2 separate regions of the Homo sapiens genome follow, and region 1 is linked to region 2. A link is a loop called in an ENCODE intact Hi-C map of the cell type or tissue named here. Cell type or tissue: CD4-positive, alpha-beta T cell. All regions are shown on one strand. Each heading gives the region's core, and the rest is flanking DNA. Links, peaks and the distances in the headings are about the cores only. Region 1 overlaps OLFM2 (olfactomedin 2). Region 2 overlaps OLFM2 (olfactomedin 2).

The links. Hi-C counts contacts between places; a loop is a spot of excess contacts. Peaks named below come from ENCODE experiments on the same cell type or tissue, not always from the same donor. Only the 100,000 strongest peaks of a DNase experiment are listed, where the experiment ranks them.
Region 1: a loop joins it to region 2, with 7 times the contacts of the local background. A loop is called at or near these places in 6 of 110 quality-filtered maps.

Annotation. Positions count from the first base shown.
Region 1 is chr19:9,859,456-9,867,783 of GRCh38, forward strand. It overlaps OLFM2 (olfactomedin 2), which reads right to left. Exons shown (of 6, transcript NM_058164.4): 2 at 1,190-1,339. Among named protein-coding and RNA genes, the nearest start is that of PIN1, 28 kb to the left of the region's middle. In CD4-positive, alpha-beta T cell, for the core only: no CTCF peak of the experiment used is centred there; DNase peaks (open chromatin) are centred at 3,616, 4,496 and 6,986; H3K4me3 peaks cover 878 bases; H3K27ac peaks cover 2,480 bases.
Region 2 is chr19:9,909,788-9,918,115 of GRCh38, forward strand. All of the region lies in intron 1 of OLFM2 (olfactomedin 2), which reads right to left. Among named protein-coding and RNA genes, the nearest start is that of OLFM2, 23 kb to the right of the region's middle. RefSeq lists silencers at 4,759-4,858, 4,879-4,968. In CD4-positive, alpha-beta T cell, for the core only: a CTCF peak has its summit at 5,053 (motif pointing left); DNase peaks (open chromatin) are centred at 4,124 and 5,064; H3K4me3 peaks cover 599 bases; H3K27me3 peaks cover 1,374 bases.

The DNA of each region.
Region 1 (8,328 bases), core at 18-8,017, 51 kb before region 2:
ACAGGCACACACCACCACGCCCGGCTAATTTTTGTATTTTTGGTAGAGGCTGATCTCAAACTCCTGACCTCAAGTGATACACATGCCTCAGCCTCCCAAAGTGCTGGGATTACAGGCGTGAGCTACCACGCCCGGCCCAGGGGACTATTTTCTCTTGACCATGATCAGAGGTAGAAGGAAACTTTTATAGGAGCCTCTTGAGGTGGAGGGTTAGACCCTCCCCAAGGGGCACAGAACTCCTTCTTAGTAGGTGAGTCTGGTGAACTGCAAAGCTGGGTGGGACATGCCTGGTGGACCAGAGCTCACACACAGGAGACTCAGATGCTGCCCCTCCAGTCTTCCTTCCTTCCCCCCACCCCAATCCCAGTAAGTGCTTGGCTTCTCTCCCAAAAAAGCATTGAACAGGCAGGGCGCAGTGGCTCACGCCTGTAATCCCCGCACTTTGGGAGGCCAAGACAGGCAAATCACCTGCAGTCAGGAGTTCAAGACCAGCATGACTAATATGGTGAAACCCCATCTCTGCTAAAAATAAAAAAATTAGCTGGGCGTGGTGGCACACGCCTGTAATCCCAGCTACTCGGGAGGCTGAGGCAGGAGAATTGCTTGAACCTGGGAGGTGGAGGTTGCGGTGAGCTGAGATCGCGCCACTGCACCTGCACTCCAGCCTGGGCGACAGAGTGAGACTGTCTCAAGGAGAAAAAAAAAAAAAATACATTGAACAGATATTGGATAAAGTATCCATCTGGGCATGGTGGCTCACACCTGTAATCCCAACACTTTGGGAGGCTGAGGCAGGAGGATCACTTGAGCCCAGGAGATTGAGACCAGCCTGGGCAACATAGGGAGACCCCGTCTCCACAAAAAATATAAAAATTAGGGCATGGTGGTGCATGTCTGTAGTCCCAGCTACTCAGAGGCTGAGGAGTGGGGATTGCTTGAACCTAGGAGTTTGAGGCTGCAGTGAGCTGATCATGTCACTGCATTCCAGCCTGGGTAACAGAGTGAGACCCTGTGTTAAAAGGAAAAAAAAAAAAAAAGGACCTGCCTGGAGAGGAGCTGGATTATCAGCCAGCTCTGAATAATTTGCATAGCTGGATATGGCCACTGGCTGACCTGGATGGGGCTGGAGGGCGGGGTGAGAACTGGGAGATTTTCCCAGCTGCCCCCAGGGTACCTGGAAGGTTCTCACCTTCTCCATCAGTTGCCGCAGCTCCCGACTCCTGCCATCTCGAGAGCAGGTACTCTGCGCTGGGATCACGGCCGTGCAGATGCATTTCCCGTCAGGGGCCTGGGCTGAGGTGTACAGCTGCCAGCCCTCTTCTGGGTTCTGGAAGAGAGTCTGCAAAGAGGTGGGGGTCAGAGACCGGAATCCCAGTGAGGGTCTCGCCTCGCCCTCACTGGGACAGGAAGGGGGCCCAAGGAAACCACAGATGCCCTTTGCTGGGCTCCGGGCATATGCCAGTGCCTGTTGTGTGTGATCTCAGGCCCTCCTTAAGGAGCCTCATTTCACGGATGGCAAGACTGAGGTGCGGAGGGCTTAAGGAACACGGCAAGGAATTGGAGGACTCAAATCTTCTCCAAGACCAGAATTCATTCTCTCACACAGATTTGCACGCACACAACACTGTCTCTGTGACTGCCATTAGAACAGAGATCCACTCAAATAACCCCCAAACCTGGACCTCCTCTCTGCTTCCCCAGCCCACAGTGACATATCGGCTCTGGAGCTATCTCAGGGCCACTTAATGTTTTTTTTTTTTTTTGGTTTGTTTTTTGTTGTTGTTTGTTTTTGAGACACAGTCTTGCCCTGTCACCCAGGCTGGAGAGCAGTGGCGCGATCTGGGCTCACTGCAACCTCCGCCTGTCTCCAACACCTGGCCTCCACTCCAGCCTGGGTAACAGAGTGAGACCCTGTCTCACAAAAAAAAAAGGATCTCACCTCAGGTGATCCACCCGTCTCAGCCTCCCAAAGTGCTGGCATTACAGGCGTGAGCCACCGTGCCCGGCCATCAGGGCCACCAAATGTTAAGTGCAACCCTGCTGTGCCCCCACCTCACCTGGAGCCACCCAGGCAAAGTGATGGCAGACAAAATGCTCAGATAATCCAGTGACCAATTATGGCTTTGTTTCCCAAGCCATACTCCTTCCAACACTGGTAATCTTACCAGGTGTGCTGGGAAAAGGATGCTCTGTGGTCAAATAAATGTGTGTCACTGGGTGAAACAAGTTTTGTTACTGCAGGACTTATCAGAGGCTTAGAAATGCAAATAAGTACCAGGGAACTCTAGACACAAATCATAAACTTCCAAACTGATTAGAAGACACCCCTGAGGCAGGTGGATCACCTGAGGTCAGGAGTTTTGAGAACAGCCTGGCCAACATGGCAAAGCCCCATCTCTACTAAAAATACAAAAATTAGCCAAGTATGGTGGCGGGCACCTGTAATCTCAGCTACATGGGAGGCTGAGGCAGGAGAATGGCTTGAACTTGGGAGGCGGAGGTTGCAGTGAGCTGAGACTGCGCCACTGCGCTCCAGCCTGGGCGACAGAGCAAGACTCCGTCTCAAAGAAAAAAAAAAAAAAAAAAAAAGAAGATATCCATGAGAGTCTCTTCTGTCCCAGGCATAGGGTCTGGGATAGGATCAAGGAAGAGAAGGAATGAAGAAAACATCTGGTGGTTGTCCATGGAGCTACTAGGAGAGACGGACATCAACCACTTAATGCCAGTGATACTTCTAGAACCACATGCTGCAGTGAGTGCTTTGAAGAAGTAGTGCAGGGAGTAACAGGGGGTCTTCCCTCAGGCTGAGGGTCTCTGAGGAGGTATCCAAGAGAATGGGCTCTTGAGATGAACTTGAGGGACGAGTGAGACAGAAGAAAAGGAGAAGGCAGGGGACATTTCTATCATTACAAATCCTGATCAATGTCTGGAGGGACCCAGGAATGGTGGCTCACGCCTGTAATCCCAGAATTTCAAGAGGCTGAAGGGGGCGGATCACTGAAGGTCAGGAGTTTAAGGCCACCCTGGGCAACATAACAAGACCTCATCTATACTAAAAATTAAAAAAAAAAAAAAATTAGCTGGATGTAGTGGCATGCACCTGTGGTCCCAGCTACTCACAAGGCTGAGGCAGGAGGATTGCTTGGGTACAGGAAGTTGAGGCTGCAATGAGCTATGGCTGTGCCACTGCACTCCAGCCTGGGTGACAGAGTGAGACCCCATCTCTTAAAAAAAACAGGCCAGACGCGGTGGCTCACACCTGTAATCCTAGCACTTTGGGAAGTGGAGGCAGGTGGATCACCTGAGGTCAGGAGTTCCAGACCAGCTTAGCCAACATGGTAAAACCCCGTCTCTACTAAAAATACAAAAATTAGCCGGGCATGGTGATGTGCGCCTATAATCCCAGCTACTTGGGAGCCTGAGGCAGGAGAATCGCTTGAACCTGGCGGGGTGGGGGCAGCGAGCCGAGGTTGCAGTGAGCCGAGATCACACCACTTTACTCCAGCCTGGGCAAAAGAGTGAAACTCTGTCTCAAAAAAAAAAAAAAGGATGTGGGGGGACGTGAGGGTTGTGGGGTGACTGGCTTGGGCTTGCACACGTAGGCGTCGTTTGTTCAAAACCTGAAGTCTTTGTTCAAGACCTGAAGGAAGTGAGGGAGGAGCCATTTGGATGTCTGGGGAAGGGGTTCCAGGCAGAGAGAACAGCAAGTAGAAAGGCTGAGGCAGGACCATGCCTGGTGTGTTTGTGAAACAAGGAGGAGGCCCATGTGGCTGGAGCAGATTGAGTAAGGGGTAAGTGGAGGCAGATGAGAGAAGGGAGGTGATGGGGCAAGGCCTTGTGGGAAGCAGTGAGGGCTCTGGGTTCTGCCCTGAGGAAGGTGGGAGCCATGGAGGGTTCTGTGCAGAGGCGAGACGTGACCTTACTTGGGTGTTCACAGTGACCTCTGGCTGCTCTAGGGAACGAGGGAGGGAGGCCAGGGCAGGGGTGACTGCACAGATCCAGACAGGTGATGATGGGTGGTGGCCATAGAGGCGGTAAATGGAAGATTCTGGTCCTATTCCAGGATGCATTCTGACAGGCATGGAAGAAATTCTGATTAAAAAAACCCCAGTGTTTTACAGAGAAACAAAGCACCACAATCATTGATCATTTGCACAGCCATTACTAGATCTCCCAGCAGAATCGGTGCCGTGAGCTGCAGCACAGATAAACCAAGCTGTGAATTATGAGCGATCCCGGGGACTCCAACTATTAGCCCACCTTTTTCTCTCCCACTCAATCGAGTCTTTTTTTTTTTAAGGCTTATTGGAATATGAGCAAATGATATAATTGTACAAATTATACAGATGAGCTTGACTCCCCCACTAATCTATAAGGAAAACAAACCATTCATAAACGCCAGCTGAAACTATTACAGTCAGTCATTCTTCGAGCCTTTGTACACCCTTCCTAAATGGGGGGAACCCCCTCTTTGTAAGTTGCACATCCTCAGCCCTGGCAGCGGAGCACAGTAACTCACTTTCTCCGCCTTCCTTGTACTCAGGTAGGAGCTGGGTGGAGCTAACATTCACTGCAGGTGTGCCCAGGATTGGCCACAGCCAAGAGCTTTCTCTGGTGGTCATATCCCACCCTGCCCTTGCATGGGGCCAGCAGAAAATACACCCAGCAATCCTCAGAGATGACCTACAGGCATTCGTGATTAATACCACCCCTCTTGCCTCTCCAGTGGGAAAGAACTCGAAGGTGTATGTTCATGAAATCTTCCAGGGCAACCCATTAGATTTACACCTCAGTTGTCCACAGCAGCAACCTGCTCATTACTTCTCTTTTATTTATTCGTTTATTTTATTATTTTTCATTTTTGAGACAGACTCTCGCTGTGTCTCCCAGGCTGGAGGGCAGTGGTGCGATCTTGGCTCACTGCAACCTCCACCTCCTGGGTTCAAGCGATTTTCATGCCTCAGCCTCCCGAGTAGCTAGGATTACAATCACCCACCTCCATGCCTGGCTAATTTTTGTATTTTTAGTAGAGATAGGGTTTCACTATGTTGGTCAGGCTGGTCTCGAACTCCTGGCCTCAAGTGATCCGTCCACCTTGGCCTCCCGAAGTGCTGGGATTGCAGGCGAGAGCCATTGCGCCTGGCACATTTATTTATTTTTTTAAGATGGGGTCTTGCTGTCGCTCAGGTCTGGGTCTTGCTGTCACCCACCACTGGAGTGCAGTGGTGCAATCCTAGCTTACTGCAGCCTCGAACTCCTGGGTTTAAGCCATCCCCTCCCACATCTGCCTCCTGAGTAGCTGGGCCTACAGGCAGGTACCAACACACCCAGCTTTTTTTTTTTTTTTTTTTTCCTTTTGTAGAGATAGTCTTGCTTTGCTGCCCAGGCTGGTCTTGAACTCCTGGGCTCAAGCGATCCACCTGCCTCGGCCTCTCAAAGTGCTGGTATTACAGGTGTGAGCCACTGCGCCTGGCGTACTCATTAAGTCTCCCGGCACGGGTTTCCTTCACCTCCTCTCTCACTTCACTGCTCCCCCACTGGTTCTTCCTGGGGTATCTTAGGTGGATACCTGCACTTAAATCCTCCCTGAAAGAGCCTGACCTAAGACAACAAGGATGGCCCAGTACAAGAGGAATACCCCAAGAAAGCCTGCCCCTTTGGTTCTGGGAGGATCCAGAACTACTCTCCCACCTCCCTTCTTCTTCTTCTCCTCTTTTTTTTTTTTTGGAGATGGAGTCTCACTTGGTCACCCAGGCTGGTGTGCAGTGGTACTATCAGGGCTTTTGGCAGCCTCAACCTCCTGGGCTTAAATAGTGATTCCTCCCACTTCAGCCTCCCGAGTAGCTGAGACTAAAGGCCTTTAGTCTCACCATCGCACCTACTAATTTTTAAATTTTTTTGTAGAGATGGGAGTCTTGCTATATTGTCCAGTATGGTCTCAAACTCCTGGGCTCAAGCGATCCTCCTGCCTCAGCCTCCCAAAGCACTGGGATTACAAGGCATGAGTCACTGTTACCTCTCTGTTTTTTCTTTTTTTTTTTTTTTTTTTTTTTTGAGAGGGAGTCTTGCTCTGTCGCCCAGGCTGGAGTGCAATGGCGGGATCTCGGCTCACTGCAGCCTCTGCCTCCCAGGTTCAAGCAATTCTCCTGCCTCAGCCTCCCAAGTAGCTGGGATTACAGGCATGCACCACCACGCCTGGCTAATTTTTGTATTTTTAGTAGAGACAGGGTTTCGCCATGTTGGCCAGGCTGGTCTTGAACTCCTGACCTCAAATGATCCACCCGCCTTGGCCTCCCAAAATGCTGGGATTACAGGCATGAGCCACCGTGCCCGGCCCTCCCTTCTTGATAAATCTCATTCTTAAAAAAAAAAAAAAAAAACAAAGAAAAACATCAAACAGGAGCCCAAGCATCCCTGCCCCTCCTCCCCTGGCTCTAGTCCCCAAGCAATTTGGATAGAAACCCCCAAGGAATATCTTTTGTGCAGAGACAAAGCCGCCGGTTCAACGTAATTAACATCTTCCTACATTGCCTAGCGTGTCCGTTGAAGCAAATAAGCCATTTTCTCTCGACAGAGGAAATATTGAATTGTAAAAGAGAAGCAAGATTTAAGTGGTGCAGAGAGAAGGCCTCCATGGTTTTCCTAAAATAATTGTCTGCGTTGGACGCATCTCACCGGAGTGTTCTCTGCAGCAGTGTAATTAAATGCCTGGGTTTTGGCTGCCAGATCGCAGCAGGCAGAGGTCCTGAGTTTTGCCCATTGGGTTTAAGTTCAGATATGCAGTTAATGCATGTCCCTAGGAACCGCTGGAATGTTCTGGAATGTACCATGTGCTAGCTCTCCCAGACTGGGTCTAGCTTGGAAACAAAGTCAAGAGTTCTTGGCAGTCAGAAGACTAGAGAGGAACAGAGAGTGTCCTACTCTAGGGGAAATGCTTACAACAGCAGGTGCAAGAACACAGGCGTTCTCCAGCATAGAAGTCTGTGGTCTAGCAGCCTGTCTCACCTCGGATGTGGCAGATGTACTAAAGAAGCCAACCCACTTTTTTTTTTTTTTTTTTTTGAGACAGGGTCTTGCTCTGTTGCCTAGGCTGGAGTGCAGTGGCATGATCTAGGCTCACTGCAGCCTCAACTTCCCTGACTCAAGCAATCCTCCCACCTCAGCCTCCCGAGCAGCTGGGACTACAGGCATGCACCATCACGACTGGCTATTTTTTTTGGTAGAGACGGGGATCTCACTACATTTCCTAGGCCGATCTTGAACTCCTGGGCTAAAGTGATCCACCCGCCTTGGCCTCCCAAAGTGCTGGAATTATAGGCGTGAGCTATCACGACGGCCCTGCCAACCCACTCTCTCTTTGCTGAGCTCTTGGTTCAGGGTTTAATATTCCTGCTAATGGGCTTTAAGGGAGTGAAGCTATGCACTCAAGTATCTGTTCCTCAAATGTCTTTTCTGGCTGAAATCTTACAAACACTTTTGCTGAGGCTGCCCTAATTAAACACCAGCCTCTAAAACAGGTCCAGGATTAACTGAGTAGGACACAGGCAGGGAAAGCTGTTCTTGCTGTCGGGCCAGGGATCATCATCTCCTACTACTCCACCACCTATATCTTGGTTCAAAAACAATTCCTGGTGGCCAGGCATGGTGGCTCACGCCTGTAATCCCAGCACTTTGGGAGGTGAAGGTGGGCGGATCACCTGAGGTCAGGAGTTCCAGACCAGTCTGGCCAACATGGTGAAACCCCATCTCTACTAAAAATACAAAAATTAGCCAGACGTGGTGGCAGGCACCTGTAAGCCCAGCTACTCAGGAGGCTGAGGCAGAAGAATTGCTTGAACCCAGGAGGCAGAGGTTGCAGTGAGCCGAGATCGTGCCATTGCACTCCAGCCTGGGCAATAGAGCGAGACCCCGTCTCAAAAAAACAACAATAACAACAACAAAAAAAAACAATTCCTGGTGTTTCCCTGGGGACGGAGGCATTGCTACAGGGTCCTGGGGACAGGAGAAGCATTGGCTATCAGGAAGTAGCCAACAGGAAGAGAGCAAGCGCCTGCCTCTTAATAAAATGAAGCTATTATTGTGTTTGAGGCTGGATAATTTAATCAGGAAGCCAAGGCACCTTGGGGCTTACATATTTATTTGTGCCCTGCCTTGTTCCAGAGAGGACTCTAAGTGGTTTACAAGGATATGTAAAATACCATAAGATAGCGCCAATTAAATATGAGAGCGGGGATTAGATATTTTTGGAGGACAGCCTGCCAGTCCACAGCCAAGCCATTACAGTTTCTGCAATTTGCATTTTATTCGGCCAATCCAAAGCTAAGAATT
Region 2 (8,328 bases), core at 247-8,246:
ATGGATTTAGACACTTGAGAAATGTTTATTCCAGGCTTGGCTAGAGGGGTAAATAAAACAACCCCTCCTTACTAAACACTACTATGTGCCCGTTATTTATTTGTTTTTGTTTGAAGGAGGAATCCACAAATCCTTATGAAGGTGTGATTGTGGATTCAGTCATTGGACAAATATTTATTGTAGGCCTATGTGCGCCACACCTTAGGGTTCAGTAGTGAGCAAAACACAGATGTCTTCAAGGATCTTACCATCTCATAAAGACTCTAAATTCCCCCTGACTAATAAGGAAATCGAATCCCAGCTTCTTAGGAGGCTAAGACAGGAGAATGACTTGAGCCTAGGAGTTCCAGATGTTAGTGAGCTATGATGGCATCACTACACTCCAGCCTGGGTGACAGAGTGAGACTCTTTCTCTAAAAATAATAATATTAATAATAATAACAATAAGGAAGTTGGGGCTTAGAGAAATTAAATAATTTCCCCCAAAGTCACACAGCTAGTAAATTACAGGGCCAGAATTCAAACCCAGATATGTTTGACTCAAAAATCTTATCACTAACTGAGCATCTGCTATCTTAGGCACTGAGCTGGGGGTTTTCAAACATAAAAATTCTTGACATAGAAGAGGCACTTGATAGTCTTGTGGAATAGGCCAGGCACTGGTGGCTCATGCCTGTAATCCCAGCATTTTGGGAGGCCGAGGAGGGAGGATCCCTTGAGCCCAGGAGTTCAAGACCAGCTTGGGCAACATGGTGAGACTCCACCTCTTAAAAAAATAGTTTTGTGGAATAAATACAATGGATGGAAGGATAGATGAATGGATGGAGAGGCAGATGGATGGTGGAAGGATGGATGCACAGAGGATAGAAAAAGAGAGTTGGATAATGGATAATGCATGCATGGAGGAATTGGTGAATGCATGGATAGAGATGGATGGATAGAAGAATGGATCCATGAAAGAACAGAGAGACAAATGATGCATCATGGATAGATGAAAAGAGATGGGTGGAAGGATAAAGAGATGGATGTGTGAAAGGATGGATGTACAGATGGATGGACAGATGGAATAGTGGGTGGGTGTATGAGTGAATGGATGGAGAGAAAATGGATGGGTAGATGAAATAATTGATGGATAGATGGACAGACTGATGGAATAACAGGTGGTTGGATGAATGAATGAATGGAGATATGGATAGCAAGACAGATGGAAGGATGGGCGTAAAAACAGATGGATAGATGAAATAATAGATGGAGGGAAGGATGGATGGATGGATGAAGAGATATATGGAAGCGTGGAAGGATGGGAATTTGAACAGCAGATCTCTGTTACCCACAACAATTCTGTGAGGTAAGACATCATTCCCATTTTATAGATGAGAAAACAATAGCTCAGAGTGACAAAGGCACTGGCCAGAGTCATAGAGCAAGTTGGGGACAAAATCTAGATTCCAACATAGGTCTTTCAGACTCCCAAAATGGACACCCTCATGTCACAGTCCCCTCCCAGCCCTCACCCTGAGTACCTTAACATCTCACTTCTCAGATCCCTTTTGACAAAGTATAATGAGACTGAGGGATGGGGTGGTGTCAGGGATGGGAGGGCCATTGGCTTTCAGCAGGTGAATTCATGGAAGCATTGGATGAAGATGCTGTTAGCTACGAATGGGCCAGAGTGGAGATCAGGTCTGTTTGGGCACACACACATACACACTTACAGAAAACACACAGCACACAGGGCATCCTACCCACATGCACACAAGGCAGGCACACACACACACTTTCATAAATACACACTTGCAGTTATATGCACACACTTACAAAGACATACCTGTCCACACATATGCACACAAAGATACTTGCACACACGTTTGCACAGATACATATGCACACACAAAATCATAACTCATAGACATGCTCTTATATACTTATTTATACATTCTGCAGACACACCATATGCACACATTTACACACACCTGCATAGAACACATGTACACAGACTCACTTGCTTTCAATGGTGGTAGAGGGAAATTTGGCTTCTGATTTCAATGAGATACCATCTCTCTCCCTTCTCAGATGGCAACGGCAAGAAGCCTGTATCATACTTGTGTATAACAAACTCATATGCACACATGCAATCTTGTAACACAGGCAAACCCATAGTCAGGGACAGGCAATTGCAGATACACATGCTGATACGTCCACACCCAAGCACAGTCACTCAGGGACACACCCACACTCATTCTGGGATGCACCCTCACACACAGGAAGGCACATCGGACCCCATGCCGGCAGTGCACATAAACTTTCTCCACTCCCATTCCCCCATATACACACCGAAACACACACATATAGACACACCAGGACATACCCAAATAATAAACACTTAATGTGACAGACACACAGAAACACACCGTCTCACACATTGGCTGCCAAGTCTAAGAATCTAGCCTGAAAGCTCTCACCTGTGTCAAGCCCAATACCACCCCCACCAGGGGCTGGACAAAGCCTTCTCAGGTGTCCCCACCACCACCACACACCCTTGCCTTCGACCCTAGGGAGCAAATTCTTCTTTGCTCCCATCAAGGAGAAAGAAGCTGCGGGATGACCATTTGGGGCTAAGCAAGGGAGGGTTGGTGAAGTTGGGGCTAAAGAAAGGGAGCCCCAGGCATCGCAGCCTGGGTTTGGGGGATGATTTGGGAGGAGCCCCCCAAACAGATGGAACAGGGGTGGGGCTACCAGAGGTTGAGGAGTGGGGGGAAAGGCATATCTGGAGGAGGCCCAGGGAAGTTTGCAGTGAAGGAAACCCCTCCCCTCTCTCCTCAGGACACCACGGGGAGAACCCCACTGAGTTCTCTCCTTCTTCCCTGATCCAGGGAAGCTCTGTAGTGGGGAAGCTGGAGGATAAAGCCTCAAAGGGGGATGGGATGGGAAGGCGCCATCCTGGAGCTTCTGGAGGCAGTGTCAGCTCCGGCCCCAGTCTGCGCCCCGTCTACCTCCCAGGGAGGGTGAGTTATGGGGATAAATATTCAGCACATGGCGAGGCAAGAATGGCGGAAGGGGTGCAGGGGAGAGAAAAAGAGAGAAAAAAAGAGATACAAATTCTCAGCGCCACAGAGACAGAGACAAGGAAAGATAGAAATATTAATAGAAAGAGACCCAGAGACGCAAAGCAGGGGAAATGAATAGAGACTCAGACAGAACTACTCAGAGACGCCGAGACGCAACCAGGCAGAGACCTTGAAGGTGGAGACACTCGGAAACCCCTCGATCCTCCCCTCTTTCAGAGACAGGGTCCTTCTAAACCCCCGAGTCTCACCCTCCTCCCGCTGCACCCCACTCAGCCCGGACTCAGCTCAATTCTGCAGCCCTTGTCGCCTCCGCCCTGGGGCCGGAGCGAGCCTGGTACGCTATTCGCGCTCAGACATTGCTCACTAATAATCATAATAATCAATAATAACAGCAAGAACCATCCTAAATGGCGCGGAGGTGGCTAGGGGTCCCGGGGCTCCTTCTGCCTCCACGTCCGACCCTGGAACCCCGAGAGGGCGTCCCCTACCCAGGCGTGCCGGGCAGGGTCGTGGGAAGCACAGGGGTAGAGGGGGACAGGTGGGGGCCCCGGGGGCTGCGGCGGCGGCAGCGGCTGTGGCGCGGGTACCACGCCCCCCGGGAGCGCCCCCCGCGCGGCGGCCACTCACGATTTTCTCAGAGGCGCCCGCACGGGACACGGTGCCGTTGAGCCCCACGAGCGAGGGCAGCGTCTGCGACATCCAGTTGGTGACCATGGCCATGGTGCTCAGCACGGCCCCGATCTTGAGCAGCGGCACCGACATCGCGCCTCCGCCTCATGCCCCGCGGCCGCCCGCCGCGCGTCCCTTCTCTGGCCCGCCGCGGGGCGCTCGGTCCCTCGACACCCAGGCGCCCCGGGGGGGCGTGGGGGAGGGGGCACGAGCGCGAGCTGCGGGGCAGGGGGTCCGGGACGGGGTGAGGGGGGGCTCGGGGACGCGGGCTGCGGCTCGGCGCGCCTGGCGGGCTCCTCTTATAAAGCGCCGGCTCGGGCCCCCGCCCCCTCCCGCGCCTCCGCGCCGGGCACTTCCAGCCGCCGTGACGTCACGCCTCCGGCCCGGAGCCCGGCGGGGGGCGGGGGGCGCCCAGACTGCCCCCACCCCCCACCCCACGCCCTCGCCCGCCCCCCGCCGAGGACCTCTCCATGGGGTGGGGGACCTCCCCCTGGTGGCATTCCCCAAGCGCCCCACCACCACCGCGGTGGCATTCCCCAGCCCCGCCCCCCAACGGTATTCCCGGCCCCCCTCCCCCTAGGCGGTGTTCCCGGACCGCCTCCCGCACGCAGACCCTCTTCGAGCCTGAGCCGCGGGACCCCGCGCGTAAAGGCGCCCTCGGCCCACCCCGGCCACCCAAAGACGGCAGGGGGCCGGAGTCGCAAATCCCCACCCACCCACTGTTGGGACACCCACCCTGGCTACCTAAAACCTCGGACAGCGGGCATTGGGGGGCGTGGGGGGGCGACACGCTCGTGCGCTCCCATGAATCGGGTCACCAAGGGTCTCCTTTAGCTGGGGGAAGGGGCTTCCTTCCCGGGCACTGAGACCACTCTAAGGATCCTTCGGTCATTTCGTGCCCCCAGGGTGGCGTGATCCAGGGCCAGCAGACGAAATTGTTTGGGTGCAGGTGCGGTCCTGGGGTCACTTCGGCCACGGGAGGAGTTCCCACGACTACCAAGGGCAGTTTCCTACCCAGGGACCACGGAGACCTGGCACGCGGCTTTTAGGAGGCGAGTCCCGGGCAGGTGTCTACTTGCAACTTTAACTTTGGGTGGGGGCGGGGCACTCACGCTTCGGACCTTCCTCGCGGCCCCGGGGACCCCGCTCCCGGCCCGCTCCCTCGGGGGAGCGGGAAGCGCAGTGCCCTCGCCGCCCACCCGTCCGCCCACGCATCAGCCGGCGGCGGCAGCCGCTGGGCCGCGGAGAGGAGCGCCGGGCTAGTTTTAATTTCCTCTGTTTTGCCTGCACTCACGCCCCCTCCTGGCGTCCCCGCATCACCTCGCTCCGCCGCCGCCGTCGCCCTCAGCCCGCGGCCGCCGCCGTCTGGAGGCGGCGATGACTCAGGCCTTTCCAGGCGGCGGCCTGGGGCTGAGGGCTCTGGCTGGGGAGGAGCGCCAAGCATGAGCGGGGAGGGGGGCTAGGGGTCTCGAACCGTCTTTTTTTCTGAGCTGGACAACACCAAGATGCAAGTGTGACCTGTAGGGATGACTGTTCCTCTCTGCCTCAGTTTCCCCATCTGCAAAGTGGGTGGTGGAGACCTAACACGTGTAAAGGGCTTGGTCATCCTGAGAATCAGGTAATTTACTGAGCATCTACTATGTCCCAGGCACTGTGAACAACAGACAAAAATGCCTGCCTGTGTGAAATTGAATATTCTTTTTCTTTTCTCTCTCTTTTTTTTTTTTTTTTGGTAGAGATGGGCATCTCGCTATGTTGCCCAGGCTGGTCTCGAACCCCTGGCCTCAATCGATCCTCCCACCTTGGCCTCCCAAAGTGTTGGCATTCCAAGAATGAGCCTCCGGGTTGGATGTGAAGATGAATATTCTATGGGGTGAGACAGTCAAGAAATACGGGAAAAAAGTAAAGTACATAAGATATTAGGAGGAAGGGGAAGTAAACTTTAAACAGAGTGATTGGAGAAAGGGACTTTTTTATTTATTTATTTATTTATTTATTTATTTATTTATTTGAGACGGAGTCTTGCTCTGTCGCCCAGGCTGGAGTGCAGTGGCGTGATCTCGGCTCACTGCAAGCTCTGCCTCCCGGGTTCAGGCCATTCTCCTGCCTTAGCCTCCCGAGTAGCTGGGACTACAGGCACCCACCACCACGCCCGGCTAATTTTTTGTATTTTTTAGTAGAGACGGGGTTTCACCGTGTTAGCCAGGATGGTCTCAATCTCCTGACTTCGTGATCTGCCCACCTCGGCCTCCCAAAGTGCTGGAATTAGAGGCGTGAACCACCGCGCCTGGCGAGAAAGGGACGTTTAAGCAGAGACCTGAAGTGAGGAAGGGAACCATCTGGATATCTAGGGGAAGAGAGTTCCACGCAACAGGAACAGCAAGTGCAAAGGCCCTGGGGCAGGAGTGTTTGAGGACCAGGAAGGAGGCCAGTGTAGTTGGAGTGAGCCAGGGGGAGAATAAGGAATGATGATGTTTGTAAAATACTTTACAAGTGTCTGGGACATGGTAAGTTTTTCAAATAGTAGCTACCATTGTTGTTATTATTTGAGGCCGGGCACAGTGGCTCATGCCTATAATCCCAGCACTTTGGGAGGCCGAGGAGGGTGGATCACTTGAGGCCAGGAGTTCGAGACCAGCCTGGCCAACATGGTAAAACCCTGTCTCTACTAAAAATACAAAAGTTAGCCGGGTATGGTGGTGCACGCCTGTAATCCCAGCTACTTGGGAGGTTGAGGTGGGAGAATTGCTTGAACCCAGGAGGCAGAGGTTGCAGTGAGCCAAGATCGAGCCACTGCACTCCAGCCTGGGCGACAGACGAGTGAGACCCTGTCTAAAAGAAAAAAAAGATGAGTTCTTGCCAGCTTGTTCTAAAGCTTTCACTGATGAGTGCTGAACACTTTGCAGATGCAATGTTAACAACTGCTGCAACATCCATAAACAGTACAGTGACACCCCTATTTCCAGGTGAGGAAACTGAGCTCAGAGAGGAGAGGGACCCAGATCAGGGGAACCCAGCAGGGAAGTGGGGGCCCAGGTTTTGAAACCAGGACTGTCTGATTTCAGACCCTAAGACCAACTGGGCTCCAGGCCTCCTGGCTTAGACAATTTGGGACCCAAACAAACTTTCTCACTCTCTGGCCATGGGTGCTGTGGGAAACTGCCTTAGTTCAGCGCATCCAGGCTTCTCCAAGGAGTGGTCTGTGCTCGAGTTTGCACTTGCTTGCATTTAACTCCTTGCCTCCCACCTCCCCAACGTTTCCAAAACTCTTCTCACCAAAGGTGCCAATTTGCCAGGTCCACACCCTCATGCCAGTCCTCATTAGATCATTCTCACAGTCAGTCAGTCCCCACTCACCATCACCTTCTTGAAACTCCTTTTTCCCTTGACTTCAGAGACACGGTATCACTTCCTAGTTCTGCACCCACCTCTCTGGCTGTGCCGTCGCTGTCTCCTGCTACTCCCTAAAACTCTGTATCTTTCAGGGCTTTGTCCTGGGTTCCCTGCCGCTCTCATTCTGCCTGGACCATCACACCCACTCTCAAGGTTTTGGCTCCATCTGGGACACTGCAACCTCAGGACCTTTGAACTTCCTGTTCCTTCTACACAAAATACATCAAGGATGCCCCCCATGGCTTGTTCCTTTACTTAATTAATGTATTTTTTAGAGACAGAGTCTTGCTCTGTCACCCAGGCTGGAGTGCAGTGGTTCAATCATAGCTCATTGCAGCCTCTAACTCCTAGGCTCAAGCTATTCTCCTGCCTCAGCCTCCCAAGTAGCTGGGACTACAGATGCGAGCCACCATTCCCGGTCCTTTATTTAATTTATATCTCTGCTCTGTCATTGTGTGGGTCAGAGCCATGCCCTGCCCTTCCCCCAGAAAACTACATTTCCCAGATTCCATTGCATACTGGCTTCCTGGTCGGTTTATCCAATGGGAGCCACTGGAGGGAGATCGGAGATTGGAGAGGAAGGCAGAAGCCAGGGTGTTTCTCTCCTGTGTCTGCTTGGGGTGGAGGGTGTTTTCTGACAGTGGCTACACCTCCTCCATAGTGCCAGTTCCTCCCCAAGGGTCCCTTCCTTATCACATCCTCTCTTTGCCATGTCCCTCCAGTAGCTTTCTGCTGTAGCTTATGCCAGATTTCCTCATCATCCCATGTGGCTTCTCAACTCTTTCTTCTCCCACTTAACCAATTCCCTGTATTAAATTTCCCCTCTCTGAAACACGTAGTTTGTTTCCCTAACAAGACCCTCAGTGATATGGTGATCTTATCCAAAGGACCTTCCCTGGCCACCTCATCTACAATCTGAACACCCCACCACTCTGTGCCACTTACCCTACTTTAGTTGTTTTTTGTTTTGTTTTGTTTTGAGATGGAGTCTCGCTCTGTTGCCCAGGTTGGAGTGCAGTGGTGAAATCTCTGCTCACTGCAACCTCCATCTCCTGGGTTCGAGTAATTCTCGTGCCTCAGCCTCCCAAGTAGCTGGGTTTACAGGTGCATGCCACCATGCCTGGGTAATTTTTGTATTTTTAGTAGAGATGGGGTTTCACCATGTTGACCAGGCTGGTTTTGAACTCCTGACCTCTAG